Regions from separate parts of the Mus musculus genome. Here regions 1, 2, 3, 4, 5 and 7 are each linked to region 6. A link is a loop called in an ENCODE intact Hi-C map of the cell type or tissue named here. Cell type or tissue: left cerebral cortex. All regions are shown on one strand.

Region 1 (4,000 bases), 310 kb before region 6:
AAAATCATTCTGACAATAGCCTTTGGAGGAGAAGACAGTAAACTGATCAGAATAGTGAAAATAAGCCATGATTATGGTGTAGGTCCCTTGTTATCTAACCAAGGTATAGCAAGAGCCCAGCACTTGGAGTTTTTGGATTTGTTAGTAGGAAATTCTTTAGTGCATTGGTTCAAAGGGTTTTTCTGGATTGAAAATTGAGATTGCTTTTGCAACATAAGAGAAACTGGAAAACAATGGAAAAGCCCTAAGTCCTAGGAGGCAGGCTTCTTTCTATTCCATCCTATCTTGAATTTGTAAAGGAATGTCCGGTGGACCACGGCACCTTCATGACTTCTGTTGTATTTGGGTTATATATAAGGGTTTAGAACCCCATGATCCAGTTTTCAGGGTAAGAGCAAGGTAGCCAGCAATAAGAGTGAGAGAGTTTAAATTGGGTCTCCAGGATATGTATGTCTTTGATTTATATACACATACACACATCACAGGCATGAAGTGTGATTATGTGTCTGTGGATGCCACGTTGTGCATTCAGTTAATCAGGGAGATAGAGACCCTGGCACTGATAACACGTGAGCATAAATCTTGGTTCTGCCCCTGGAAAGCACATCACTTCATCTTGCATTTTTAAAAACCCCTCAAACTTTATGAGGATGACTGTAAAGTGGAGATAATAAAATAAGCATGTATTCTTTGGAATTGCTTTTAGGAGTGGATGAAGCAAGTGGATAAAAGTCATGTGTGGTCCTAGCTTTAGTTAAAGATGGGTACTCTGTCACTACTCCTGCTGTTCTACTCACTGTGTCTAGAGCAGTGGTTCCTACCTCCCTAGCACTGCTACCCTTTAATACAGTTCCTCCTGTTGTTGTGACCTCCAGCCATAAAATTATTTTCATTGCTACTTCATAACTATATTTCTGATGCTGGCATGAATTGTGATGGAAATATCTGTATTTTCTTTAGGCATACGCTGTGAAAGGGCCATTCAGCCCCCGAGGGTGGCATGAAGTAGACAACTGTTAGTGTAGAGCATTCACTAGATTCTAGAAATCAAATTAGGGAAGAGGACCAAAAGATGGTTTGAGAAACATATTTTTCCCTCAGAAATATCACAGACTGTAACCATGTATACCCACCAATACACAAAACAGAGAGAGGGAGAAGGTGAGTGGGAGGCGAGGGGAAGGGGGAGGGAGAGGGGAGGGGGAGAGAGAGGGGGGACGTGTATGCATACATGCACAGTCTCTGGGGCAAAGGGTATATGTAAGGGAGTGAGGAGAGAGAGCGTGAGCAGACAAGAAGTGAGACAGACGATGTTTCAGATTGAGTCTCTGGGCAAGTCCTCTTGGGAAAACTGCCTTTGGCCTCTGGCAAGTTGAGACTGGCAAAAAGATTCCATGAGGCAAGGCAGCAGCAGCAGCTGCTCAGCCTTTGTCTTTCCTCCTGCAGGAGTCTCACGTAGTCTGCTCTGCATTGCATTAGAGATTTTATGATCATCTTAGCCTTCCCCCACTTTTCCTAGGTCACTCTCCCCACATGACATGCTGTTCCTGACATAGCAATATCACAGTCTATAAGCATGTATACCTACCATGGGTCTGCATGCTACAGACATTTCTATTGCTCTTTCTTAGCATTATTTTTGTTTGAAAGTTCCATGAAGTTATACAAAATATATTATAGGTATTGTATTATAAATTCACATATATAATGTACATTGATCCTATCCATCCACTGACACATCCCCCCCCCATTTCTCTCTAAATTTCATCTATTCCTTTAGTTTTTAAAGTTTTTTGGCTATTACTAACCTCTGAGTTCAATTACACATGTTTATGTATACACATGGATCTTGTTTATTTCTTTATTGGTCAGATTATTGGCTCTTTGTTTCTTGTCTGAGGACCTGACAGAGAGGGCATCAAAGCCATCAAAGAGAGCCGTGGCCCTGCCTCTGTTCTCAAGAGAGTGGGCAGTTGAGTCAGGTGGGTCTGGTTGGCATGGTGGCAGCATGTGTCTCCTTTGATTCCACTATTATACCTCGGGGTCTGACCATCTAATTTTGGTATCTTCAGTCAGTGAATTTATTCTTAAAAGAAAGAATCACTCAGGAAGGAACTTTAGTGTGACCTAGAGTTGACTTCTTATCAGAAACAATGAAGGCCAGGGCCCAATAGGACAACATTCAAAGCATTTGGATTAAACACCTGCCAACAAATGTTTGTGGAGTACTCACTGCAATCGCTCTATTTGTCAGAGTGTAGCCAGTGTTTTCACAGGGTTTGCGTTCTAAGGAGAAAAGCACAATTTATAAAATAGTGTAAACAGATTGAGAAACTTCCACACTTCTCAGAGTGTCCAGAAGGGGGCGCCTGACCCAACCTAATGTGGTGGTGCGAGTGAAGGGGAGTTACTTCTCTTGCAACTGTCTTTTTTGTTTGTTTGTTTGTTTTGTTTTGTTTTGTTTTTTCGAGACAGGGTTTCTCTGTATAGTCCTGGCTGTCCTGGAACTCACTTTGTAGAGAAGGCTGTCCTTGAACTCAGAAAACCGCCTGCCTCTGTCTCCCAAGTGCTTTGGGCACATCTGGTGTAGGCTGTATTGACATCCTATCAGATGTAACCCTACTGTAGGGGAGCAGGCATTCGTCCTTGCATTTCTGTTTCTCCATTGTAAAATTTCAGTGTTGAGTCTAACATCGACACCTCCTTAAATTGTTTAAAATCAAAATTTTTATCATTATGGTGTGTTGGGGAACCTAGCTATTAAAATAGTTTCATGAGCTCAGCACAAAAAGGAGGGCTCCCTTTCTCAGCGCGGCTTCCGGTTTCTGCCTGAGAGTGTCCTTGACACAGGTGGCTGGCCTTGTCTGATAAGTGCCCTTGTACAGAGCTCTCTGCAAGGCTGCATAACTCAGCACACATCCTGCTCTGGCTTTCTGCCTGCATGTTAATTAGGTGATGTCTTATAACCAATCAGCACTTCCTGTGCGCTTGATGCCATGGCCAATTAGCTGTTTTTACTTGCACCCCTCCCCCAAAAGCCTTTATATACCCTATTGCTGAAACAATAAAGTAGACTTGTCTCGCTGCAGCAATCTCCAGAGGTCATTCTGTCCATACTTGTAGCCGACTGAACCCTGCTTTTTGCCTTCCTTATCTCAGGCTGGTGGCCACCAGCCTCCAGTGAAAGAAGCAGGCACATAATGGTGGTCTTTTGAAAACAAGTATATGATTTTTCTACTGAGGTGAATATTTTCTTCAAATGCTTCATTGCCACCTCAGAGACAGAGAAGAAGCTGGCTATGAGTATGTGCACGTAAAATTCTTTTCTTCTGCTTTCCCCCATGCACTTTGACTCTTGCCACCTGTAAAAGCCTGTGTTTCTTTGTAGTAGTCTTAGTACCAGGAGGTTGGCTCTGGTGGTTAAATCAGTCCCACTTGTTACCTGGGGTCATCTGCTAAAAAACACTCAGAGAGATTTGCTGTTTTTACTTGAAGTTTGTTTGTTTTACCAGTTTTCCACTTATACATTTAGAAAAGTTATCGTGTGTGTGTGTGTGTGTGTGTGTGTGTGTGTGTGTGAGAGAGAGAGAGAGAGAGAGAGAGAGCATGTGCATACTTATATGCAAACACACAGAAAGAGGCAGATAGACACACATAGAGAAGAGAGAGAGACTGGACTGTGGTTGTATTTAGTCAGCTTCTGCAGATAGATTGTGAATATTCTCATTAAATGGTTTGTCTATAGTAAAGAACAGCTCATAAATATAGTATTTCTCCCTCTTTCCTGGAACGAAGTCACCCAGTAGACACTGAGACACTTTAAGGCTTTGGTTTGTTTTCATATTCACAGTCATTCATGAACACTCTGACCTAAATTCTTTTTATTGAGCTTGGTCCCTGTCCTTGATTCAAGCTGCCTTCCCTTTCTCTTCTCTTTGCCTTTCTCTATATGATGGTTTCTTCACCACAGGACTGTGTAGTTGTTTGATTCTCTGAAATG
Region 2 (4,000 bases), 85 kb after region 6:
AAGAGAAAAATTCCCATCAACTGCCATGCTCTATGCTTTTAGACCCTGAGTCATCACTCATTCCAGATCTTCTCTTCTAAGATTAACCTTTAGTTCTTCCAAGTAGTTAAGCCTTTGCCTTTAATCTTTCAGTGTCCCCACCGGTTGACACAAGATCTGTCCATTCAGCTTAGAGTGTCTATGTTTGTCACCCCTCTTCCGTTTTCTTGATCAATGCTATTCTTATTAATAATTTCCCCTGGTTTAACTTAGGGAATTCTTTCTCTGTTTTGCCTCCAGGTCAGGATCTTCCAGGAAGAAGAGATCCAATAAAGTACAAAAGAAGCCATTTGTAAAATGAGCATGCTTGAAAATATGTGGTATGTTTAAGGCCTGTGAATTCTCCTTTCATCTGGGTGGTATTGTCTGCGCATGAACGGATGAAGTCATTTTGAGGGCATCCAAGTCACAATGCAGAATCCCAAAGTCAACGGCAAGCTCATTAACAGTTTCTCACATGATTGTAATTGGAATTCTATATGACCAATTTACCCTAATGGAATTCTTCTTCCTAACATATCTTTAAATTGATTTAAATTTACATTTGAAAAATAATGAGACTTTGGATTATGTGCTGTACAAACAGTCACACATTGCAGACTGGACATACATTGATGCTTACCATATATCAGAAATGTATTTAAACCCTTAAAAAGGAGGTGATTTTATTTAATTCCTACAGAGGACTGACCATGTGGTACTACTATGATTTTAATATTACAAGCAAGGGTTCTGTCACACACAAAGGAAAACTGATGCTTGAGCATGAGAATCATATTGTCAGGATTAAAAGGGGCCCCATCGAATAAGAAAGCTCAGAGAGAAGTGGTTCTCAGTTCACAGTTTCAAGGCAAATTAAGGCCAGAATAGAGACACAATGGTGGTCCTTTGGCTCTAGGTTATAGCACAATGTTCTAGTCAACATAATTGTACTACTCATAAACCCATGTTCTATGTCACCATGCCCTTTTGTCACAGTATTAGATGAAGTATAGAGAAGCACTTTTCTTGGTAACCTGAGAAATCTTAAGAAATTGTCAGTACTCTCAGTGATCAACTCCCTTTAATACTTACAAATAAAAATTTTCTTTTTTTTTCTTTTTTAATTTTTTATTTTTTATTAGATATTTTCTTTATTTATATTTCAAATGTTATCCCCTTTTCTGGTTTCCCCTTCGAAAATCTCTTATCTCCTCCCTCCTCCCACTGCTCCCCAACCCACCCACTCCCATTCCCAGTCCTGGCATTCCCCTATACTGGGGCATAGAACCTTCACAGGACTTAGGACCTCTCCTCCCATTGATGGCCATCTAGACCATGCTCTGCCACATATGTAGCTAGAGACAAGAGTCCCACTATGTGTTTTCTTTGATTGGTGGTTTAGTTCCAAGGAGCTCTGGGGATACTGGTTAGTTCATATTGTTGTTCCTCCTATGGGGCTTCAGTCCCCTTCAGCTCCCTAGGTGTTTCTCTAGCTCCTTCACTGGGGACCCTGTACTCTGTCCTATGGTTGATTGTAAGCATCCACTTCTGTATTTTCCAGGCACTGACAAAGGCCCTCAGGAGACAGCTATATCAGTCTCCTGTCATCAGGCTCTTGTTGGCATCCGCCATAGTGTCTGAGTTTGGTGGTTAAGAACAACACTTTCAAGTCTGAACAACTCAGAGATTGTCACCCCCCACTGTTTCTTGCCCCATAAGAGAAAATATGCTGTGTTATCCTGGCACTCAAAGCTGGCAGGGTAAAGAAGGCTCAGGGCAGAACATGTAGGCACAGCATATGATTTTTGGTTGTTTTATATTTAGAGTTGGCACTGGCTTCTGTCTATTTCATGAATTTCAATTCCTTCCATTCCTCCCCGGACACTGTGCTAAGGCCAACTCACCCACATGTCTAGCCCCGCATAATACATTAGTGACAATTTTATATAACTTCATCACATGAATCCTTTACCCTGGTAGTTTCCCTTCTACTTTCCTCCTTTTAAAAAAAAAAATAGGGACTTTGTCATTCCCAAGAATTCCTCCCAAATTTATCTCAACTGATAATGAATACATCTTTGTATAAAAATTATTTATTTTTAATTTATTGTTTGAGAATTACACACACACACACACACACACACACACACACACACACACACCCTTTGTTCCTTCCATATAATACCCCCTATATTCCTCCCACTTTTCCTTCTCGAATCCCCTGAGTCCACTTAGTGCTGCCTATGTATGCATGTGTACAGTACTATCTTTTGGAAAATGGGTTGCCTTTCAGGGATTGTGTCCCTGAACAGAACTTGGTTGCAGATGTTAAATGCATTTCTGTAACTGTGGGCCCTTCCACCTGTGGAATCTTTAGAGGTAAGCACCACGAAGTGGAGAAACCCTGGGTTCTAATGCCAGATCTCATGTCACTTACTTGTGTCAGGTCCTATTTCTCTCTTCTGTTAGGACGCTCACCCTCCAGAAGCCAGCATCTCGCCAATGTTCAATCTGTATGGTCAGAGGGCAAGGTTCTGGTGAATAGCCACATGATCAGAGAATCAGGGTTCCTATTTCTGTTGGAGTCTGTTCTAGACTCTACCCTAGAGATGAAATAACCCAGTGGAAGAAAAACTCCAGCCCAAAGCTATAGGTTCTGACACTTCTGTGCACTTTATACCCTACCTTAGTCAAATCTCCTGGGTATATACATCTATAAACAAGTGAGAATACATAACTCAAATACTGTAAAGAGAATTAAACATGGTTTAGTGTAACCCTTTACCATGACTATCAAAATATAATGAGGTATAGCAACACAAAGGGAATTTTCAGTGCCTCTGACAAGCTAGGGTTTATCTGGTTGAACTTGACATAACTGTAACAAACACTGAACACTTTATGGTCTGAAATGAGGAGGTATTTTGTTGCAGAGATATATTGTGATACACTCAACTCAGTGGCAAGGTGACTGCTAAGAACATAAGCAACTGCATACTAGGAAACCTGTAATTAGCTCATGTTTAGTAAAGTCACATTCATGCTTCAGAGTTAGTACAAGGACATGCACAGCTATGCCCACAATTCTGTGCTTTAAAAAAAAGGAGTCAATGTCCTCATAAACAGATCTATAATCATTGAGATGTTTTCAATAAAACATAATGGAATTTATTATCATTCCACCTATAAGACTAAGTGGATTTGCAGATGGATAAGGTAAGTGGAGCTCATTTTTTTCTGAAATTACCCATGCAGATCTGACCACTGCAATGGATTTAGAAGTGATTTGCAGCAAATTAGCTTAAGTGACTCACCATCACCAAGTTCTGCTGGAGACATTTTCCAACGTGTCCCACTTGCTGGGATTTTAAAGTCTGATTTTGTTTCTGTTCTTGAATTTCAAAAGGGTTTAGCTCAATGTAACATAGGCCAGTAAAGTGTAATGAAGTTGATAAGGCATGTAAAGAAAATGAGCTTCGGGGCCACAAAAATTAAAACTTGATTATGCTTATAGTAAGGTTAAAATGGCAGGAATGAGGCAGGTGGAAGAACTGCATGAACCACAGACATTGCCCTGAATGTATTGATTAAACTCTCTGGCCATTAGAGACTGAAGCATGACCAACACCTATCACCTGCTGTCAAGGAGAGACCCCCAATCCAGCCAGAGCTACAGCAGTCTCACCTGCAGTGACAGTACATATGAAAGATGCGAATCTGGGAAGGGGTCAATTTACTATGTTTATAGGTCTTCAGAGATTTGAGACTAACTCAAAACAACACAATTTTGTATCAACCATTTTGGTAGCTCTGAGAAAACATCTAAGTATCTAAGTATCACTAGGGCTTCCTTCCTTCTTTTTCCTCCACATTTCAAGAGCAACTCTGAGACCTAAATTCAATTCTGGCCCATTGCTTCATTGTGTAGTTCTCTTTGTCAAAGCAGGAGGATGACATACTTCAAGGTCATCATCTTGAT
Region 3 (4,000 bases), 560 kb before region 6:
AGACAAAGTTTGGAGCTGAGACAAAAGGATGGACCATCTAGAGACTGCCATATCCAGAGATCCATCCCATAATTAGCCTCCAAACGATGACACCATTGCATACACTAGCAAGATTTTGCTGAAAGGACCCTGATATAGCTGTCTCTTGTGAGACTAGTCCGGGGCCTAGCAAACACATAAGTAGATGCTCACAGTCAGCTATTGGATGGAGCACAGGGCCCCCAATGGAGGAGCTAGAGAAAGTATCCAAGGAGCTAAAGAGATCTGCAACCCTGTAGGTGCAACAACATTATGAACTAACCAGTACCCCGGAGCTCTTGACTCTAGCTGCATATGTATCAAAAAATGGCCTAGTAGGTCATCACTGGAAAGAGAGGCCCATTGGACACACAAACTTTATATCCCCCAGTACAGGGGAATGCCAGGGCCAAAAATATGGGAATGGGTGGGTAGGGAAGTGGGGGGGGGGAGGGTATGGGGAACTTTTGGGATAGCATTCTAAATGTAATTGAGGAAAATACGTAATAATAAAAAATATTAAAAAAATAAAACCACAAGAACAAAAGAAAGGTAGATTCCTTAAGAAAAAGGGGTGGTAATTTACCTTGAAAGCTTGGGCAATGGCAGAAATGTGCATTGCAAAGACAGGCTAGGCTAGGAAGGGGCCATTCTCTACACTGGTAACCAAGCACAGAAGAGCAGGGCCAAGAGGACTGGGTCAGTGAGCTCAGATGCTATCTTGTTTCTCTTTTGCCCCGGGTACCAGCTAGATCTGCATTTCTCTGCTGCTGGGTCAGGCTCCTTCCTGCAGATGACCTTCTCTGCATGGGTGGAAGCCTGAAGCTCATTGTCATACTTCAATCACCAAGGAAGAAACAGTGCCTCTCTGCCACCTCCTCAGGTAAACAGAGGATCTCAGGCCAGTTCTAAATGGGGTTCAGGCTGTAACTTCAGAAGAAAGAAGAGAGAAGTAAGGGACCAGGATCGAAAGGATGGAAATCTTCTTAGATGGGTGGCAGAGAAACAGGGTGTGGGATGGAGAAAGGCAGTCTGTGTTCTGTTGGAGCGAGGCTTACTCTGGAGACCCAGTAGAAAACTCTACAAGGGATGAAACAGTGAGCCACATTCCCAGACGCAGGCACGTGATACCACGTCCTCAACTCCATAATATTGTGACTATCAGTCATGTAGAGAGTGTCCCAAGCTCCTGGTATTCTGGCTAGATCTCACCTCCACAGTTAACCTGGCAATAGCCAGTTATGCTCCTCCCCACAGTTATCTGGCAACAGCAAGGTAGCCCAGCCTACTATGAAAGGGACTGTTTGGCCCCTTCTCTCTCTCTTACCCTCTTTCTCTCTTGCCTTGTTCTTACCTCTTTCACCCTTTGCCTCCCTCCCTTCTCTCCACGTGGTCATGGCTGCCCTCCACTTCTCTCTCTCTCTCTCTCTCTCTCTCTCTCTCTCTCTCTCTCTCTCTCTCTCTCTCTCTCTTTCTCTCTCTCTTCCTTTCTACAATAAAGCTTTAAAACCATGGACCATCTCTGCTCATCGAGATCCACCTACTGGAGCATTAGAGCAGACTTTCCTCTAAAGAGCCGCAGATCTGAGAGGCCTTTCTAGGCTCCAGCCAAACCAAGCAGCACGCCAAGCTAGCAGCCTAGGCTAGCCAAAGACTCTTGCTTGCATGAGAACCACCCAGTGCCTTCTCCCCCTTCCCCTCTTCCCTTCAGCCCTGGGGCAGACCGAGCCACCTCTGGGCACCCCCCATCCATTCTCAGCTCTTCTGGGGGTGTCCAGCGACGTCCTGCAATGCCCAAGAGCTAGAACCTATCATCCCTGGACTCTGTGAGGCCCAGGGACCCCAGACTGCTCTCTCTCTATCCCCGAGGATTGGTGTTCCGTGACTTCCCACAGCCAGACGCCCACCTAGGCAGTGTAAAGAGCTTGTGGCAGGCCCCCACGACTGCTTGCCCAGAGTCCAAAGCAGAGGCAATGGAAGGTATGTGCAGAAAAGACAGTTTCCCCCAAAAGTCTGATGTTTGCTGAGTAGCAGCCAGTGTAGAGTGATGGGCTGGTTTGAAGACATGTGCCAAAGCTGCCACTTACCACCTGTGTAACCCAGGCAGGACCTGTGTGCCTGCTAGCATTAGGAGACCTCGTACCCAGAACCATTCTTGCTTTCAGACTTCTTGACGGGAAGGGAAATAGCAACTAAGCCCTTGGCCTTGTCATTCCTTCTGGGAACACTTGCAAGAGGTTGTCATGGCAACATCCTGCTTGTTCAAGCCCAGAGTCTGACTGATAGTTAACCATGGTAGGTACTGTCAGTCTTAGGGCCAGAGGGCTTCCTAATAGGGGGGACCACTGCATGCACCGGGCTTCTGTCCAGTGGAGGCTTTAACCTGGATCATTCCCAGATCACGTGGATCTCTGTTGCTCAAGGCCCTCCGCTTAGAGAATGGCTTTCGAGAGTGACTAAAAATGAGGTCCAGATAGTCCCAAGCTTTCTGAGCCACTGGTCTCATAAGTTCCAGATATGCAGAATGGCTGGGATTCAGGATAAAAACCAGGGTTATTCCCATTTATTGTCAATGCCTTGCACAATCTGCAAGGTGCTACCTCAACCTTGGTTTTATGCAATGCCTTCCTCACTCCTCAGGCGAGGACACAGAGGCAGGAGGGATTAAGAGACACAGCTAGGATGCCCATTCACACGTAGCAACGTGGGAGTAGAGCACTTCCACACTGGATCCCATCCTCCATCCCAGTGCTCCATAGTCTTCCCCCAGACCCCTGCTAACTTTACATGCAAGGACTTGGGCTTTTCCAAGTGATTCTTGCTGTAGTGCTTTCCTTTCTAATGCAGAAACCTAGACTTAATGTGAAGTATTCAAATATTGTAATAGTGATACAAAAGGCAGTCCTACTCTGTCTCTGTCTGTCTCTGTGTCTCTTTCTGTGTATGTGTGTGTGTGTTTGGGTGTGCCACAGTACATATGAAGAGGTCAGAAGACAACCTTAAATATGAATCCTCATCTTCCACCTTGTTTGAGACACAGGGCCTCTTGATTTCCACTATGTATGCCATGGGAGCTTCTGGTCTGTGAGCATCTGGGGGATGCTCTGTGTCTACCTCTCATATGCCTTTAGGGGCACTAAGACTGCAGATGTTTGCTACCTATCTGGCTTTCATGTGTTCTGGAATCCAAACTCGGGTTTGGATGGGAGGGAAATCTGGATGGTGATTGTATGGTCCAGTGATTAGGTAGTGATGTGCAGATAGCCTTGTCACATAACACATATATATGTATATATATATACACATATACAGGAATATATATATATATATATATATATATATATATATTCCTTCTTGAGGATTCTGCTCTGCAGAGTCCAGGTTGAAGGATCCTCACAAGATGCATTGCTGTTCTGTGTTGCTTTGTGGGCAGAACGAATGCATCAGTCTCCCACTTCATCGAGGGACACTGTTTGATGAGGACCTTGTATGGATCTCTCATCAATAAGAACTGAGTTTGTGGCTGTGGAAAGGAGCACAGTAATGGTTAGTATTGAGAGTCAAGTTGACAAAATCTAAAATCACTGAAAAGACACACCTCTGGACATGCATGTCTGTGAGGAAGGTTCAGCAGTGACTTAGCTAAGATAGGAAGACTTACCCTAGATGGTGAGATGTTGGTAGCATCATTACAGGAGCTGGGATGCTGAAATGAATAAAAACGAGAGGGAAGGAGGGAGCGGGTAGGCTGAGCACTGTTCACTCTTCTGCTGCTTTTTAAAAAATTGTTTATTTATTTACATCTTGACTGCAGCTTCCCCTCCCTCTTCTCCCTACCTCCCCTCCCCCATCCACTCCTCCTCCCTTTCTCTTCAGAAAAGGGGAGGAATCTATCAGGGTGACCCTAGCTAAGATTCCTAGCAATGGAGATACAGAGCCTGAACTGGCCATCTCCTGTAACAAGACTTCCAATGGAGGGATT
Region 4 (4,000 bases), 210 kb before region 6:
TGTCTAACATTATGATCTGATTAATTATACTTATTGTATTATGAATATTAAAGAATAGTATAAATACCATATGACTTTTCATAGATGGTGGTGCTGTGGCATAGGAAATGATGGGAAGAATCTGCTTCTGTTCAGATTTTCTGCTTTTTTATGTAATTGAAGTCTTTGGAATTTCTTCACTTCGGCATCTTACATTTTCCCATGGTTCAAAGTATCACAAACTGGTTCCTAATTCATACACTGACCCCTTGATACATACTTGGAAGATGCTGTAAACAGGATTTCACAATTCACACCAATATTTTCTGACAAACAAAAGAACAAAGTAGAAATCTTAGAATGTTTTGCAGATATGCCAGCTGTAAATTCACTGTCTTGGGCTGTTTGGTTTGGGAGAGTTCTATAGGGTAATGAGGGTTTGAAAAGAGAAAGTAACTTTGATGTGGGATCATCCTAGAAGCATCATTCATTTATCCATCCATCCATCCATCCATCCATCCATCCATCCATCCATCTATTCATCTGTAAGTATGTTGAAGCATTTAGCATTTGTTAGTTATCCTGGTTGTCACGAAAATAACGGTAATCACTTTAACTCTTGAGGAGTATATGGCCAAGTGATAAGGAAGATGCAAGTTCCAGACAGTGACAGCCAGTTTGCTGCTCAGGCTCTGCTTCTCTGCCCATAGTGGTGTGATAATTCTGTGATAGAAACCACTGGGTAGGGAAATTAGGTAGGACCAGCAGGTAGGGGTGAGTGCAGGGAGAGCAGTCTCTCAGGAGGCAGCTTTGGTAAGACAGCTCATTTTAGGGAGACAAAGGCTTTTTCAAACTTTGGGGGTCAGTAGGGGTTATCAAGGTGAGTGTATATTATTGGGCAGGGCCAGGGTGTTGGGGATGCCCAATTTGCATAAGGAGGAATTCCAGCTGCTGGAGAACATAACCTTTTAAGGAGAGAGGGAGTTTAACCTGGCTACTGGGCTACCTGACCTCCTCCAGTGGGGCAAAGGTCAGGGGGACACAGGGCTATGTGTGCACCAGGATGCACAGGCCCAGAGCAAAGGGTGAAGCCTCTGAGGATGAAAGAAGCCTAGAGGCCACAGGCTGCTTAGAGTAGGCTCTGACTCAGAGAAGGCAGCAGCTTTTCTACATGTAAAAGGAGTAAGTTGTTTCCACATATATAGGGATCAGCACCCTGGAAAGAGATATAACCCAAGTTCATAGGAACACTAAAATGCTGAATTCCTTCGTATAAGGGGATGGACATGTCATGAGGTATCTTTTTTTGTTTTGTTTTGTTTTTTTGTTTTTGTTTTTGTTTTTCCAGAAAGGGTTTCTCTGTATAGCCCTGGCTGTCATGGAACTTACTTTGTAGACCAGGCTGGCCTCGAACTCTGAAATCTGCCTGCCTCTGCCTTCCAAGTGCTGGGATTAAAGGCATGCGTCACCACACCCGGCTTGAGGTCTCAGTTTTGAATGTCACTTCTGAGTATCCTCCACATATGACCTTGCTTCTATAGGGCTCATCGTTCACTATTGGCTGCTTTGCAGATGTTTGGCACAAGGTAACTGTATGTCCTTTGTGCAGGTCTTACACTGAGATGGTAGAGATGGTCATCACAGAATAGTCAAATGATAGAGCAGCTTTAATGAAGACTTTATCTTCAGGTGTGTGTGTGTGTGTGTGTGTGTGTGTGTGTGTGTGTCTTCTGGAGAAAGTGGATGCCAACAAGAGCTGCAAGTAGAAGGCCTGAAATTAAATTAAATTCTGTCTGTTATACCACTTAGTCTAACTCTGCTGGTCTACCCTGAATATCAGCTTCTTTAGAATGTGTGACTATGAGAAGTAACTCAGAGTTATTGGAGGACCTACATGAAATGGGAGATGCTGACACAAGTCAGAGCGACTGGCATGTTCTAATGGTGGCTATTATTACAGGATGCTCACCCCGCACTCCCATACACTTTCCCATGTACAAAGGCTGTTTGCAGATTGATCTCAGTTTCTGGGAGGCAAGTAACTTACAGATCTTTCTGAAGGAGGGTGAGAAGACAGCTCACTGGGCATCGAGTAGGAGGTGATTCTAAGAGAAGCCATGCTTCCAGGGAGCTGATGGACAGGGATGAGTGTACTTGGAGACAAATCTGACCAAACAGATGGAGCAGAGGCAAATGTGGAGGATGAGTGGAGGTGTATCGTAACAGGGTGGCAGAGTACTGATGGCCGGGACAGAAAGGCTTTGTGGGTGGAAGGGATGGTACCATCATGGCTTTAGAGATGTTGACAGCAGGAAGGAGTCCAGAGGAATATGAATAGTCACACATTCATCCTACCAGGGATAGAAATTAAGGCAGGTAATAAGCCCCTTGCCAAACCACAGTCTAATGCAAAGCCAAGATTCCAGCTTTAGAATGCTAACTTCCGTTTTGAATTCTCACTGTTTTATAACATGGGAGTCCACAATCTGTCCTGACCATCATGCCTTTAGAGAATATGTTTACCACAGGAATATAAAATATGTGTTTTTTCTCTCCTTTTGAATTTTTTTTTGTTCATTAATTTTATTCTTCGATACTTTCTCACATTTCTAGCACATTCTGTCTTTGCTTACTTCCTATACTCTTACCTGCCCCCTCCTCTTGTTATCCCCAACCGTCCTCTCCACAGGACACCTTCCCACATTCCTGTATTTTCTTTTGTTTTGTGACCACCTGGTTTTAATTGGAGCCGTCTATGTGGCCACAGGGTTAAAACCCTCTGCCAGAGCCTGGTGGGCTTACCATTTGGTGCACGAGTGAAGCAATGAGTATCCATCAGTTACCAATAGTTTAGCAGTAGTGGATCAGACTCCATGAGCCCCCTTGCAATCAGTGATCAATTATTTACAGGCCTACTTTTATCATGGGGATGCATCATAGGCAGCCCTAGCTGCTGAGAGACTATGTTGGCAATGGCTGTATGAATCTGTTTGGCTCATCCCTCCAATATGGACTGGTAGTATCAACCTTCATTTCCTCTTACTTCATCAAATTATTAATGTTCCTCACATTCTAGGCACTATATAAAGCAATAGAGATATAAATATGAACAAGAGTCAGATATTATCCTCAAGGAACTTATGGTGTTATATAGAGACAGGCAGATGGCAGTCAGGCAGACAAATGCAGTATTATTTGTTGAATACAAAGTGAAGGGCAACTTATGAGACAGGTGAGAGGGTATCTCAGAGGTAAGAGTTCTTGAAGTTTCTCTTTGAAAGAAGGTAGTTGTCTAGGAGGAGTGTTAAATGCTATGTAATGAAAACTCTTATAATCATCTTGGAAGCTCTCCATGGTTAAAAGACAGAGAAACACTTTCCTGACAACATGTGGTAGAGTTCTAAGACAGGAACACTAATAAGCAATTTGGGGAAGCATTAAAGTCTCAACCCTGAGAAAGGTGACTTAATGAAAAAGATAAATGACAAACATTTTCTAGTCTGGAGAAAACCATCTCTCCTATCCTCAGGGAACAGGCTAATTATTTGAAGGAATTACCTTCATCTTCTGGAACCGTGCCAGATGGGATAGTGCTTTTTGCTTTTGCTGTTTTATTCAGGTGAAAGAAGACTTCCATAGGATGAGTTCTTTCTCCACTCTCTAAGCTTTGCAGTAGAGAATGACCCCACAGGTCTGCACAGTTCTATGTCAGGATGATGACACAGTCTCTGAAAATCTAAGTGATATCAACTGTTTTGGGAGATGCAGTAATGTAGGTAGCATGAGCTCTGCTCTCTGAGAGCAAACAGTCAGATGGGGAACACATATCCAAGGGCAAATTCACAAAGCCAAGAGTACATTCCATTGAGGAGGAGTGTAGTTGCTGAGGGCAAGCTGAGGCTTGAATGTTGTTCATGTTTTTAAGATGGAATCATAAAAAAAATGGGTGGGATCCCAAGAGTCAAGTAAGAAGACAGATCTTTTCCTCAGAGAACAATCAAGAAGATGTGGAATTCTGTAC
Region 5 (4,000 bases), 170 kb after region 6:
CTTCCTTCCTTCTTTCCTTTCCTCCTTTCTTTCCTTTCAGTTTTTATTGTTCTCTCATAAACTATATCCTGATCACAGTTTTCCTGCTTTCCCTACCAACAGTTTCTTCCTCTGACCTTCCCTCCCACCCATGTGAAAATGGAGGCATTTGTGCATCTGAAGTGCCTTTTTCCTATATAACTAAAGCTTTTGTCAAATTGATAAAAACAAACAAATCAGCCAACTAAACCAGCACAATGCCATTCCTCTTTTCAAGCTCCCCTTACAACATCTGGGGTCATGTACATCTCTAAGTACATAGGCCATTTCTTACTGTAGGTCTTCTTATTTACCTATTACCTTTAGAGTATTTACAAGCATTGATGATTTCTTTAATATTTTGCTTATGCTCCTCTGCCTGTTAAGAGTAACCTGTAAATGCTTATAGTCTTACATGACTACCTGTCAGGATTCTAAATCACCTACTGAAGAGTGTCCCTGAGTATTTGTTTAAAAATTAGGACAGAGGGCCATTAAGATATCTCCATAGGTTAAGTCACTTATGAGCAAGATAGACAACATGGGCTCAGTCCCTGGGACTCAGCTAACTTAGATGAGATTTGGCTTTAGCAAGTTGTTCTATGATGTTGATAGGTATACCATGGGATGCCTACTACTACACACACACACACACACACACACACACACACACACACAAATACATACACAGTCATATCATGTATACATCTCCATACACAAATATACACATATGTATGCCTGCATACACACATACACATATACAATCACACACATGCAAACGCAAATACATGCATACACACATACACACATATACATATAAATACATACATGTCCAGATATGCTTATATGCATGTGCATACACACATATATCCAAACACATACACATGCACATACACAAACACACACACATGTATATATATTCACAGATATGCATATACTCCTGCCCCCATAAACAGACACTCATGCATACACTTGAGCTCATGAACATACAGGCACAGACACATACTCTCAACATATACACAAACACCCATGCACACACTAATGTAATGTTTTTAATTATTAAAGAAAATTTTGACAGCATTTAAATCTAAATATGTCTGGAAGAAATAGAGTTTCCTGGTCTGAGACATCAGCATTCCAAATGAATCAGACCACATCATTCCCCAAAGCAATAGGTAAAGCCCTGGTTTATATTTGTATAACTATATGGCCCTCTCTTGTGCTATTTGGTTGTGCACACATGTATCTGTTTCCCCTGTCCCGAAACCACTACCTACCTGCATTAAATTTAAATCCACCCTTGAGTAGCAAAGAAAAATAAATTCAGGAACCTTTGAAGTGCCTTCTATTCCCATCCCAGTGTTTAAAATAATAGTTTAGTCTCAGCTCAAGATCTGGGTTATGTATGTTATTTTCAGAACTAACGATGTATAGTGTAATTTGAGCTCTGCAAATGATAATACCTATATTCATACTATGATTTACCATTTTTAAAGCAATTTCATGTTGGCTCATTTAGCTCTCATGAGTACTTTTTAAGAAAAAAAATATACTCATTTTAGAAATGAAGAAACTGCCAGCCATATCTATTAGCTGATTTTGCCGAAACTCTACACGGAGTCAAGAGCAAATCTTGGGACTAGAGCCAGCCAAGGTTTCTTGACTTTTGTCCAGTGGCTGCTCCATGACAGCCTGCTGAGTCAGCCACAGGGGTGACTTGGCCTATTTCTATCTTTGTTTTTAAATAGATTGTGTATTTGGCCTGCTTTTCCAAATGAGAATCGTCAGTAGGTTTATCTCAGAGTGGATGCTGTTCTTTGGCACAAGACCTTCTTTTCTAGGGAATGTTCTGCATCGAGAAGGAGCTCGGCAGTTACTTAGTCCAAGACAATATCCCCACCATGTGGCTGGCTAGTCCAAAGTTGATTGTCTGAAAAGACAGAGAGCTCACTCCTTTATACACTTTCCTATATGTGTCACATTTGCTTATGATTCATGGCAACTCATAAAACAGATGCTGTGACTGGCTTGATTTTAACAAATGGAGAAACTAAGGTGCCAAAATAAGGACATTGTATAAGATTACAACTTTAGTCAATTACAGACCAAGGATTGGACTCATGCAGTTTATATTCCAGAGGGTCCTTACTTAAGGATCCCACTATGCTGCATGTATACTCAAGTTGAATAGTTTCATTTCTAAAATAGAGATCTTCCATAGTCTTGTTATACAATGTGAGTGCACATAGATATGTATGCAAATAAATAAGGATTAAAACAAGGAGCTCATCAATCAGAAATTTGGGTTCGGCTGTGTTTACACAGCTTGGCTATGGCAGAAAAGAATTCTTGTAGTGCGGAGCAAATGTGTTGGCAAGCCACTTTCTTCTTTAAACACTCAGATCTCTCCAGAGCAGCTCTAGAAATTACCCCTTTAGTGTTAGCCAAGAATTGAAATCAAGAGTAGAGTTCTGGTTATATCCTCAGCTTTATTTAGCTCATGGAGTCAGCCCTTCATCTTGTCTTTAGTGCATTTATCTTAAAAATTGAATGTGAAGTTCAGATACATGAAGTATTCCTTTGTATGTCTCAATATTTAAATTAAACCTAGCTCAGATGCCATCTATTTTTACTTCTGATACAGAAAATGGAATTTCACAAGTAAAGTTAACTCAGTAATTCTAATTTTAAGCCCAGTCCCTCAAATTCATTTTTTCTACGTAATTCCCATCATTTCTTTCTTTATTATTAGAGCACCACCATGGTTTCGAAGTAATCTGTGCAGAGTCCTGGCTCTAGGTGGGGATGGAGTGGACAGGGAAGTAGCACTCTGATATTGGCTCATTTGAGTCTCTTTCTGACCATTACTAATGTGTGCTTCCTTTGCCCAATCTGTTATCAACCTTTGCCCATTTGGAATCCATATGGTCTTCTAGTCTGCCCAATCATAGACTTCAGTTGTAGTAGCCTTGCTTTTTTCTTATCCAACATGGTGTCTGATGGTTCAGAAGGGTGTCTGGGGTGTCTACTTGTCCTCTAACACATACAGACAATTCTGAGTGCCCCAGCATGGCAGCCAGAGTTCCATGGGACCATGGTACAATTTATCTTTTATCCCTGTTTCTTATTGTTTCAGCAAAAACTCCCTGAAGTCATATGGATTTTATAAGAGATCTGTGCTGGCCCCGGGCTACCACCCAAAGACAGGAATTAAGAGCCCCGTTTTTGAAATCTTCCCAGTTAGCAATGGGAGTTTATCATATTGATACATCATTTGCGTAGTGTGCATGAAGACCAAGTTTTCATCTCTAGCACGCCATACCAACCCTTACATATACACACACCATAGTTCTTTCAATTTATTGAATGATTTCTTTTCTATTGTGCTTCAGTTTTACCCTAAAGTAGAGCTGAAGAGAATTACCTTTCCTGCAATTCTTACATATTGAGACCCATCTCATCTCTAAACCTTTAGCCTTATCTGTGTTCAGGGGAGACTCTTGTCATTTACAGAACTGTTTAAATAATCTTATGCCAGCATTTCTTCTTCTCCATCCCATAGTTGATGATAGAGCTCTGTATTCTAAGCACATCCCTTAAATAGTTAAGAACAGCAACGGCAGTGATAAAAGGCCTTTTCAATTCACAGTGTTGTTAAAATAGGATACTGAATGAGGCTTTTCCTATTGTCTTAGTGCTTTGGCTAAAGTTCCACTTCTGAGAACAATAAGTTCTGACATTATAAATAGAGCACCACATTGCAGTCAGTTTCCTCTCCCAGTGCTTGGCCGAGAAACAATTGCCACAGTAGTCTGTGACCCCGTTCTCCCACCCAGAACACTATAGGCAAAGAAGAGATCAGAAATTCTAAGACAGTTAACTAAAGACAAAGAAAAATCCTAAGTAGTTATCATCCTTAAAGCTTTCTCCTTTCTTTACACATGGGCAGGAACACACTCTCCCAGGGGCTTACCCAGAGATT
Region 6 (4,000 bases):
AGGACAAGCTACAAAAGCGGGCCCCAAAGCCCATGAACTCTAAATTCCTTTCAAGGGGGATCAAGAGGTGAGGAGAGGGGGGAATGCAAAGATGAGATGATGATGGTAAACAGAATGAAGAAAAGAACCCTCATGGAACTTGCTAGCAATTTTCACCAAAGCAGCAGACCCTTGAACTGAAAAAATTCAGTACAATATACACACTAATAAACAGCTCCACCATTGCAGGCCTACTTTGTAAAGCCAGGAAAAAAAAAAAAAAAAGGAATAATTATAATATCCCCAAACAGAATTCTCATAAGAGTTGAGAAAAACCAGAGTGAAAGCAATGTCAGCTAAGGTCTTAGCTAAATTCCACTCCTAATGGCCCCCAGTATTTAAGCTATCATGGATTAAAGCCATGAAAATAAAAATTTCAATTTGAAATTTCATTAGCATGTTACTAAAAATGATCAAGAGAAGCATCGACACTGTAGGCTTTGTTGATATCGTTGGAAAACTGCTGTTTCATTTTACAAACAATCTCCACCTGCCTCCTGCCTCCTGCCTTCTAGTTAGGAAAAGCCAAACTAAAGACACTGGCTAGGCTGTCCTAATGCTGGTTTCTGGAATGTTGTAGATCTTCCCTGCCTCCCTCTCCTTCAGTCCCGCTGAATACAGGACTCTGAGTGAGAAGGGAAGCAATCAAGGGCTTCCGAGCAAAAAGCCTCCTCCTTCCTAAGTTCAAGTGCCCACAGGCCAGGTGAATTAGCTCCTTTTCCGGAGCCAGCAGGCCCTCCTCTCCCAAAAAGGTGCTTCAACCATTTTCCTCCCGGGACCCAGAAGGCTTTCCTTCTGGCAAGTGTCGGTCAAGCCGGGAATGGCATCGGCTTCCAGTTGCTCAAACTGAGAAGTCAATCCTATCTAGCTCAGCCTGGAATGCTTTGTCAGGAGACTCTGGGCTGGAGAGCTGCAAGACAGTTCCAGGCAGCCTCAGGGTAACCTGGAGTCCCTGAAGTGCTCCAAAGTACAGAGACAGGCTCGGTTTCATGGGAATTCTGATATCCGGGGGCACATCCACTCTCCATTCGGGAGTTGAATTGTGTCCTGAAAAGACCAACTCTCACCTCCGACTGGTTTGTGTGTGCACATCTGGGGGTGGTGGGTGACGGTTCCCTGTGACTAAGGATATTTGCCCTGTCTGCAGAAGAGTCACTGACCCTTGGCTCCCTGGAAAGGTAGTGTCCTTGCTCCCCTTTTGCCCACTCCCTCTTTCCCTTCACAACCCAGGGCAGAGGCGCAGGCTGGATTACCCTGGCATGATCACCAACACCAGGGTTGTCTTAGGAGCGCGCAGCTGCTCCCGCCCAGTGCGGTGGGTGGTGGTGAGTTCCCGAAGCTTCCAGCCGCTGGCCCTGGGCGGGCGCGTTAGGGGAACATGGGGTGCAGAACTGCGGGGACCGAAAGGGAACTCCGGGCGTGGGAACTGGCACGCCGAGCTGCCCCTCTGAGGCTACTCCTTGTCGTCCACAAAGTCCTCAAGCTCCTGCAGCACTCGCAGGCGGCCACTGGCGTCTATGCGACGCTTCTCGCGGATGAGGTCCTCCAGGCTGTGGAACCGGGCCGTGTGGACTTTGTTCTCCTCCAGATGCACTTTGAGATAATACTGCTGTTGCGGCGGCTGCGTTCCTGCGGGGACCTCCCCGCCAGCCTTGAACTCGCGCTTTCCAAAGCGGCACCAGGCAGCGAAGCTCTCGGAGTTCGTCCAGCAGATCTCCTCGCTCTTGAGGCCCAGGTGGCCACAGGCGTTCTGCACCACTAGCTCGGCCACCAGCGGGCGGTAGCGGTACCAGCTATTCACCACCCGGCCCACGTTGGCCGCGCCCGCCTGGTACAGGCTGTCCTGGCGGATCTCGCCTTGGTGCAGGTGGATGATCTGCCCGCCGCCCACGTAGACGGCCCAGTGAGGGGCTGGCGCGGGCTGCTCGGTCGCCGGCTGTAGCCACAAGAGCTCTAGCAGGTCGCCTGGCTCGCAGATCGCCGGCAGCGCAGTGACCGCGTAGACACTCAAGTCGGCGCCCTGAGGGCCGCCGGTCACTTTGGAAAAGATGCATTCCTGGCCCCGGAAGGCGGAGAACTGAGTCTCGTTGAGGACGAGCTGGTGCAGCAGGTGGTGGTGGTGGCGGCTGGGGCTCTCTGGGCAAGGGCTGCAACCTGGGGGGCCCTTCACACCAAACTTGTCCGGCTGCCCGCGTTCGTCCAGGTCCTCCTCCTCATCCGAGAAGAAGTAGGCAACCCCGACTCGCAGCTCGTCCTTCTCAATCCCAGATGGGTCCCCAGTGGGCAACTCGCTGTAGTTGAGGTGGGTGATGCGGTCCAGTTGGTTGCCCATCAATGACGCGGCGAGGCCAGGGCCAGCAACTGAGATCTGCCGAGGGAGAGAGGATAGACACCATCAGAGTCCGGGTTGACCCTCCTGGTGTCCCTTCCCCAAGGCGTTCAGTTCCCCAGGGGCCTGCAGCTTGCCTGACCACCGGCACTGAGTCGCCTGCGACAGCCAACTTTGCAGATCCGACCTGGGGTTAAAAGGGGGGGAAAAAAAAAGAAAGAAAGAAAAGAAAAAAGGGGGGGCACAGAAAAAGGCACCAGTCTCAGGGCCAGAATAGACAGCATACCAGCTCAGCCAGCCTCTGACTCTGCCCAGGAACCCTGCCCGGTAACTTCCACAGTAGAAACCACAGGCGGGCTAGAGAGCATGTAAGGTTCAAGTGGGCGAAGAGAGCGCAGGTTGTGGCAGATTGGTGATATACCCAGAAGGAAGGGAGGGTGTCAAGAGAAGCCCCAAGGCCCGAAATACAGCAAGCTGAGCTCACATTGTGGTCGCCATCCTTTGTAGCCCACCTACTCGTTTTGGACTGGGTCACACCCGATCCCCGACAGCTTCTTTCACAAGGGCAAGACTCGTTTGCAGGCATTCACTTGCCATCAGCATTTTGCACACTTGGAGTCCAGGCACTGACAGCCTGGTACATACACCCACAATGCTAATGTCATACACCCACAATGAAACATCTTGGAGACCACACATTGGCACCATCTACCCCCAATTCCTACACAATTCCGGACGAACGCCTGCACACTTGTCAATGCGCGTACTCTCAAGCACTGGGACACACCTGCCCACGCAGGCAGGTGCACTCTGCCCTCTCCTTGCTTGCCTTTTTCATAGAGCCAATCGGACTGCGCCAGGGCGAGGCTGCTCTGTCTAAAATAACCTAACAAAGAGACAGGGGAGGCAAGGCGAAACCCATGGTGAGTATTAGTGGTGTGTGTGTGTGTGTGTGTGTGTGTGTGTGTGTGTGTGTGTGTGTGTGTGTGAAGACGTCTACTTTCAACCCGAAGAGCCCCTCTCTTCAACCCAGCACACAATTCACACAATCGGACGAAGAAAAACCATTTTTTAAGGCAAAGAAAGCGGCTTTTCCGTACCCGTGATTTCCCTGCGCCCGAAACCCCAAACTCCTTTTAAAGTCTCCAGGTCCCCATGGGTGCTGTGGAGGCGGCAGTGGCGAGTGGGTCCTGGAGTCGCGTGGGACTGCGGTTCCGATCTATCCGGAGACGAGCAGTGAGGTGAGGTACCCAGAGCGGTGCGGATGCGCTCCGTGTCTACGCTGGCTTGGGCGTCTGCTCCACCTGGCAAGTCCTGGCTCCACTCCGCTTTCCTACAGCCGCGCGGACGACTCTTAAATCCCTTGAACAGCCGTTTTCCAGGCCCGCCCCGGAACGCGCCCATTGGCTAGGACTCGTCCCCGAGCCCTGCCAATCTCGGCTGGGGGTGGAATCAGGGGCGGGTTTCCTTTGTGCTCCGCCCTGCCCAGCCCCCAGCATTCCCCAGCCTCAACGCATTGGGAGCGTAGGTGTGAGCACCCGTGGGGAGCATAAGAGGGGCGTGGCTAGTACACCCAGCTGCTCCTTTGCAACCGAGTCCCTAGTAACTGAGAACACAGTCCGCCCGCGTTCG
Region 7 (4,000 bases), 450 kb before region 6:
TGAAGCTCCTTGGGTATTGAATGAAAGACTATGAAGCTCTAGTAGACACTGTCTGGTTAGAGGAAGGGAGGTTTCAAAGCACATGTAACAGGAGGTAGAGTTAGGAGGAGGACTGGGCTCTGGTTTGGAGGTCCCTTAAAATAGTTCCAGGATAAGGTTCCTGAGCGTAAACGCATCCAGGCCTTAGAGAGCCTGAGTGACAGAAGAAAGCTAGCTTTCTGGATAATTCACAGGTGACACTACCTAGTCTCAGACAGGAGAATTTGCCTGAAGTCACACATCCAGTTAGAACTGAAGATGGGCTAAAACTCATGTTTTAAGGTTTCTGAGTCAGGGTCCCTAAGGCTCTGGCTGAAATAAGCTGCCTGGGACTGCCAAGAGCAGACACCCTCATACGTACACACATAGACAAAGCTATGATCTCTCTCTCTCTCTCTCTCTCTCTCTCTCTCTGAGTGTGTGTGTGTGTGTGTGTGTGTGTGTGTGTGTGTTCGTGTGTGTGTTTGTATCTCCCTCTATCAGTTGGCTAGGTTCCTCCTGGGCTACCCAGTGCTGTTGTCAACTTCTTTATAAGCCCCCACCCACCATGTTCCTTTGGCTCGGCTGCTGAACGCAGGGGTGCATAACTGGCTTGTAGTACCTTTGATGGAGGCAGCAGGCACACTGGTCTCTGTTACCTGACATCAGCCCCCAAAGTGGATCCCCCTCATGGATCTGTCAGACTCTCCTGGCTGCTCCCCAACCCTGTGACTGACTGGCAATTCCATGCCACTTGAGAGAAAAAAAAATAGCTGTGAGTTTTCCTTTTAGCTGAATAAGTCTGTGGTGCTGACATCCTAGGAGGAAGGTTGGTATCCCCTGAATTCCAACAAACCACTCCTTTTCTTGTCAGAGCATACTGGGGCCGTATCGAGGCTCAGGGCATTGGAGTGGGAAGCTCCTGAGCACTTGTTGGGCCACAGAGAGTCTCTGGCTCCTGGAGACGTAAGGGATCCCAGCAGGAAGGTCCAAGGAAACCAAGGATGAAGGATGAAGAGGTTGCCTAGATAGGGGATAGGATGGAGAGGTCGTCTACATAGGGGAGCTCAAGCAAGGGCAGGCTTGGCAGGAGGGACAGCACTGGCTCTGTACATGGTTCAACTTGGCAGCAGGTGGGATTGAAGCTCTTGACAGGCTGATGGCAACCTGAGGAGCTGTGGTGCACGTTACCTTCTTGGTTTACCTGCAAAGCCTCTGCCCCTAGATGACTTCCCCACTGGAGATTCTGCCCATATGGTTTCTCAGTCTGGACCCAGCTCTAGGGTTCGATCCTTTCCTCTGTGTCACCTAGGCTTACTGGTATATTTTTCCTGCCTCACAGGTACCAGTGTGTTGCATACTTACCTGCAACTGATCCAGGCAGTGGCTTCATTGAGGAACGTGAAATTGCCTGTCCAACTAAGCCTTAATGAGCAGGACAGTACCTAAGCATGGGGGGGGGGGGCTGAGGTTCCCTGTGACTGGTAGATCTAAGCAGGATGAGGAATGGAGAAGATGACCTGTGTGTATTAGCCACCTGACACTGTCACAAAATACCTGAGGGAAACAATTTAGAAGGAGGAGAGGTTTATTCTGGCACAGGATTTCAGTCGGCTGTTAGCTGGAATCATTGCTTCTGGGTCTTTGGTAAGGCAGAAAGTTATGGTAGAAGGGTGTGGCAGGGAAATTTGCTCACTTCATCGTAGCTGGAAGCACACACACACACACACACACACACACACACACACTATCTATCTATCTATCTATCTATCTATCTATCTATCTATGGAAGCAACTCTTACTTCTCTTATAAGGGTACACCCTCAGTACACTCTTAGTAATCTACCATCTAATTAGGGCTCATTTTCTAAAGCTCTCTCTTTCCTGCCTTAACACCTCTGCTGAGTGAGCAAGCCTTTAAGCACATGACCTCTGGTCTTTGGGAGTCTCTCCTCTCTTCTTCTCTTTCCCCTTTCTGTCTTCTTTCCCTGTGTCTACTTTCTCGCCATCCTTCTATCCCTCTCTCCCCTCCTCTCCCTATTCACGGCTGCCTCCTCTTCCTCCCCTCTCCTCTCCTCTTTTCTCCTTCTCTCTCCTCCATTTTCCTCTCCTCTGATTCCTTCCTCTCTTCCCCTTCACTTTCCTATTCTCCTCCAAATTTCTTCCGTCCTCCAGGGCCTTATCCACCTCTTCCATCCCTTCTCTTCTGTACCCTGTCCCTCTCATATCCTTGCTTTCCCTCTGCTTTTCTGTCTTCTCCTCTCCAACTGTCCCTTCTGCCCTGCCTTCCTTTCCCCTTTCTTCTCCCTCCCCCTTTCTTCTCCCCGTCCTTCTCTCCTCCAGAAATAAGGCTTATTTGACTTAAACAGCACAGAATCTGGCAAGAGTCCCCTTTGCTGTGTCACAGCAGGCTGAGAAGTAGAAAGTGGACCAAGCACAGGCAGAACACACACCTGTGTGGAAGGACGCAGGAGTGAGAGTCATCTGAAAATGCTAAGAATAGTTTCAAACAACCCATTCTTAAGGGACCTCATTTACACCCAGATCTGACTCACTCCTCTGAGAGACATTTCCAACCCAAACCAGAATAAGTTAACTGGAGGAAGCTTATCTCTGAAATGAGAAAATAGCTGTCTTGTTAGAACGCAATGGCAAGTATGAAGAGGTCACAGCCTGGTCGTTTGGTGGCTGTGTCTGGCTATTGAGCTGAATCACCCTTAGTCTGATCTGCAATAGAACAGGAAGTTGTGCTTGACTTGGGACCAGCAAGGCTGCTGCTGGCCTTCAGCAATGGGAAGAGGGGCCAGTGATGCCCCAGCTCACTTCCTAATGCTATGGCAGAGCACTTCTGTCCCTGGAGAGTGGGTCTGGGGGACTGTCTGGGACACTTGTGCTCCAGTGCAGAGTGGGTCATTAGTTAGGTCCCATCATTTCACATTCCACCCTGTAGTTAGTAACAAGTTAGTGAGAAGACAATTTTCTCCCTTGTGTGAACTCATTCAGATGCTCTTCTGTACAATTAACTAAAATAAAACCATGTTCAGTATTAAAGTGGGGGAAAATAAGTATAATAAAAATAGAAAATCTTCCCATTTCCACATCACAACAGTTCTTGTGGCTCCAGAAGGGGATTTTTTTCTATCTACTTCCCTTCAAATTATACTCATTACAAGATCTGCAGGAACCTAAAGAGTAAAGCTATACTCTGGATGTGTTGGATTTACATGACAGTCTCTTTAAATCCTATAACTATCCATATATAGTGGTTAAGACATTTTATGGTGTTAGATGTAGGATTTGACTTTTAAAAGTATTTTTTTTTTAAGTTTTAGGATTTATGTGAATTTCAGCAAGACACTTCAGTTGAGTTTTTAGCCCATTCAAATTAAGCTTCAAGATCTAAAATAAACATTAGCTGTAAAAATATGCCAAATTGAGCCTCATCAAGAATGCAGAGATCTGGAAGAAACGGAACCCCGTGATGAAAAAAAGCTGGGCCAAGTTCAAATCCATGACTCTCTCTGAAGGCCTTAAATACTGCAGGAATAGGAACCAGGGGAAAATCCATGGAGAGGCAGTTCCTGTTGGTGGGAGAGTCATGAAACTATGCTCATGCAGGCAGGCAGTTGTGCATGGGAGGGGTTCAGATAGAAGGCCTAATAAACTGATGGAGGTTGAGTGTGGGTTGATGAGACAAGAAGATGCCCCTGGAGTTGCTGAAAGGCTTATGTGCAGATTCCCTGAGCGCCATGGTTACAGATATGATGAGGACACAGCAGTGGTGTTGAAGGACAATACACAACCACTCTATCTCCTGCATCTCTGTTGCAGATCAGTGCAGATCTGCGAGGCTGTGTACCAGGATTTTCCCACACAACACAGGTGAAGGTCCTCGATACAGCTGGAGGAAGAGAGTGCTGTGGAATGCTGTTCCTCGAGAATGGGGAGGGGGATGTCTTATTCAGATCTCAAGAAAGCAGGT

What was found. A loop is a pair of places that touch in the nucleus more often than their neighbours do. Peaks named below come from ENCODE experiments on the same cell type or tissue, not always from the same donor. Only the 100,000 strongest peaks of a DNase experiment are listed, where the experiment ranks them.
Region 1: it touches region 6 in a loop (2.4-fold over the local background); 4 of 42 quality-filtered maps call a loop at or near these places.
Region 2: a loop joins it to region 6, with 4 times the contacts of the local background. A loop is called at or near these places in 2 of 42 quality-filtered maps.
Region 3: a loop joins it to region 6, with 4 times the contacts of the local background. A loop is called at or near these places in 5 of 42 quality-filtered maps.
Region 4: it touches region 6 in a loop (12-fold over the local background); 2 of 42 quality-filtered maps call a loop at or near these places.
Region 5: a loop joins it to region 6, with 7 times the contacts of the local background. A loop is called at or near these places in 10 of 42 quality-filtered maps.
Region 7: a loop joins it to region 6, with 3.0 times the contacts of the local background. A loop is called at or near these places in 2 of 42 quality-filtered maps.

What each region holds. Positions count from the first base shown.
Region 1 is chr12:13,842,370-13,846,369 of GRCm38, forward strand. No RefSeq gene overlaps it. Among named protein-coding and RNA genes, the nearest start is that of Gm35890, 180 kb to the left of the region's middle. In left cerebral cortex, a CTCF peak has its summit at 2,357 (motif pointing right); DNase peaks (open chromatin) are centred at 2,337 and 2,899.
Region 2 is chr12:14,233,726-14,237,725 of GRCm38, forward strand. Gm36007 (a long non-coding RNA gene) reads left to right here and starts at 278. Exons shown (of 5, transcript XR_872499.1): 1 at 278-359. In left cerebral cortex, no CTCF peak of the experiment used is centred here; DNase peaks (open chromatin) are centred at 1,827 and 3,353.
Region 3 is chr12:13,592,599-13,596,598 of GRCm38, forward strand. It overlaps a transcript of Nbas not described here. Among named protein-coding and RNA genes, the nearest start is that of Gm35725, 33 kb to the right of the region's middle. In left cerebral cortex, no CTCF peak of the experiment used is centred here; a DNase peak (open chromatin) is centred at 2,242.
Region 4 is chr12:13,937,552-13,941,551 of GRCm38, forward strand. No RefSeq gene overlaps it. Among named protein-coding and RNA genes, the nearest start is that of Lratd1, 210 kb to the right of the region's middle. In left cerebral cortex, no CTCF peak of the experiment used is centred here; a DNase peak (open chromatin) is centred at 2,138; H3K27ac peaks cover 339 bases.
Region 5 is chr12:14,314,170-14,318,169 of GRCm38, forward strand. No RefSeq gene overlaps it. Among named protein-coding and RNA genes, the nearest start is that of Gm40840, 33 kb to the left of the region's middle. In left cerebral cortex, a CTCF peak has its summit at 1,924; DNase peaks (open chromatin) are centred at 1,903 and 2,349.
Region 6 is chr12:14,148,354-14,152,353 of GRCm38, forward strand. Lratd1 (LRAT domain containing 1) reads right to left here and starts at 3,685. Exons shown (of 2, transcript NM_029007.2): 1 at 3,469-3,685; 2 at 1-2,407. The coding sequence starts at 2,371. The coding sequence ends at 1,493. In left cerebral cortex, CTCF peaks have their summits at 1,801 (motif pointing right), 2,638 and 2,844; DNase peaks (open chromatin) are centred at 666, 1,117, 1,825, 2,257 and 2 more places; H3K4me3 peaks cover 3,905 bases; H3K27ac peaks cover 2,960 bases.
Region 7 is chr12:13,696,530-13,700,529 of GRCm38, forward strand. No RefSeq gene overlaps it. Among named protein-coding and RNA genes, the nearest start is that of Gm35890, 30 kb to the left of the region's middle. In left cerebral cortex, no CTCF peak of the experiment used is centred here; DNase peaks (open chromatin) are centred at 2,483, 2,809 and 3,543; H3K27ac peaks cover 390 bases.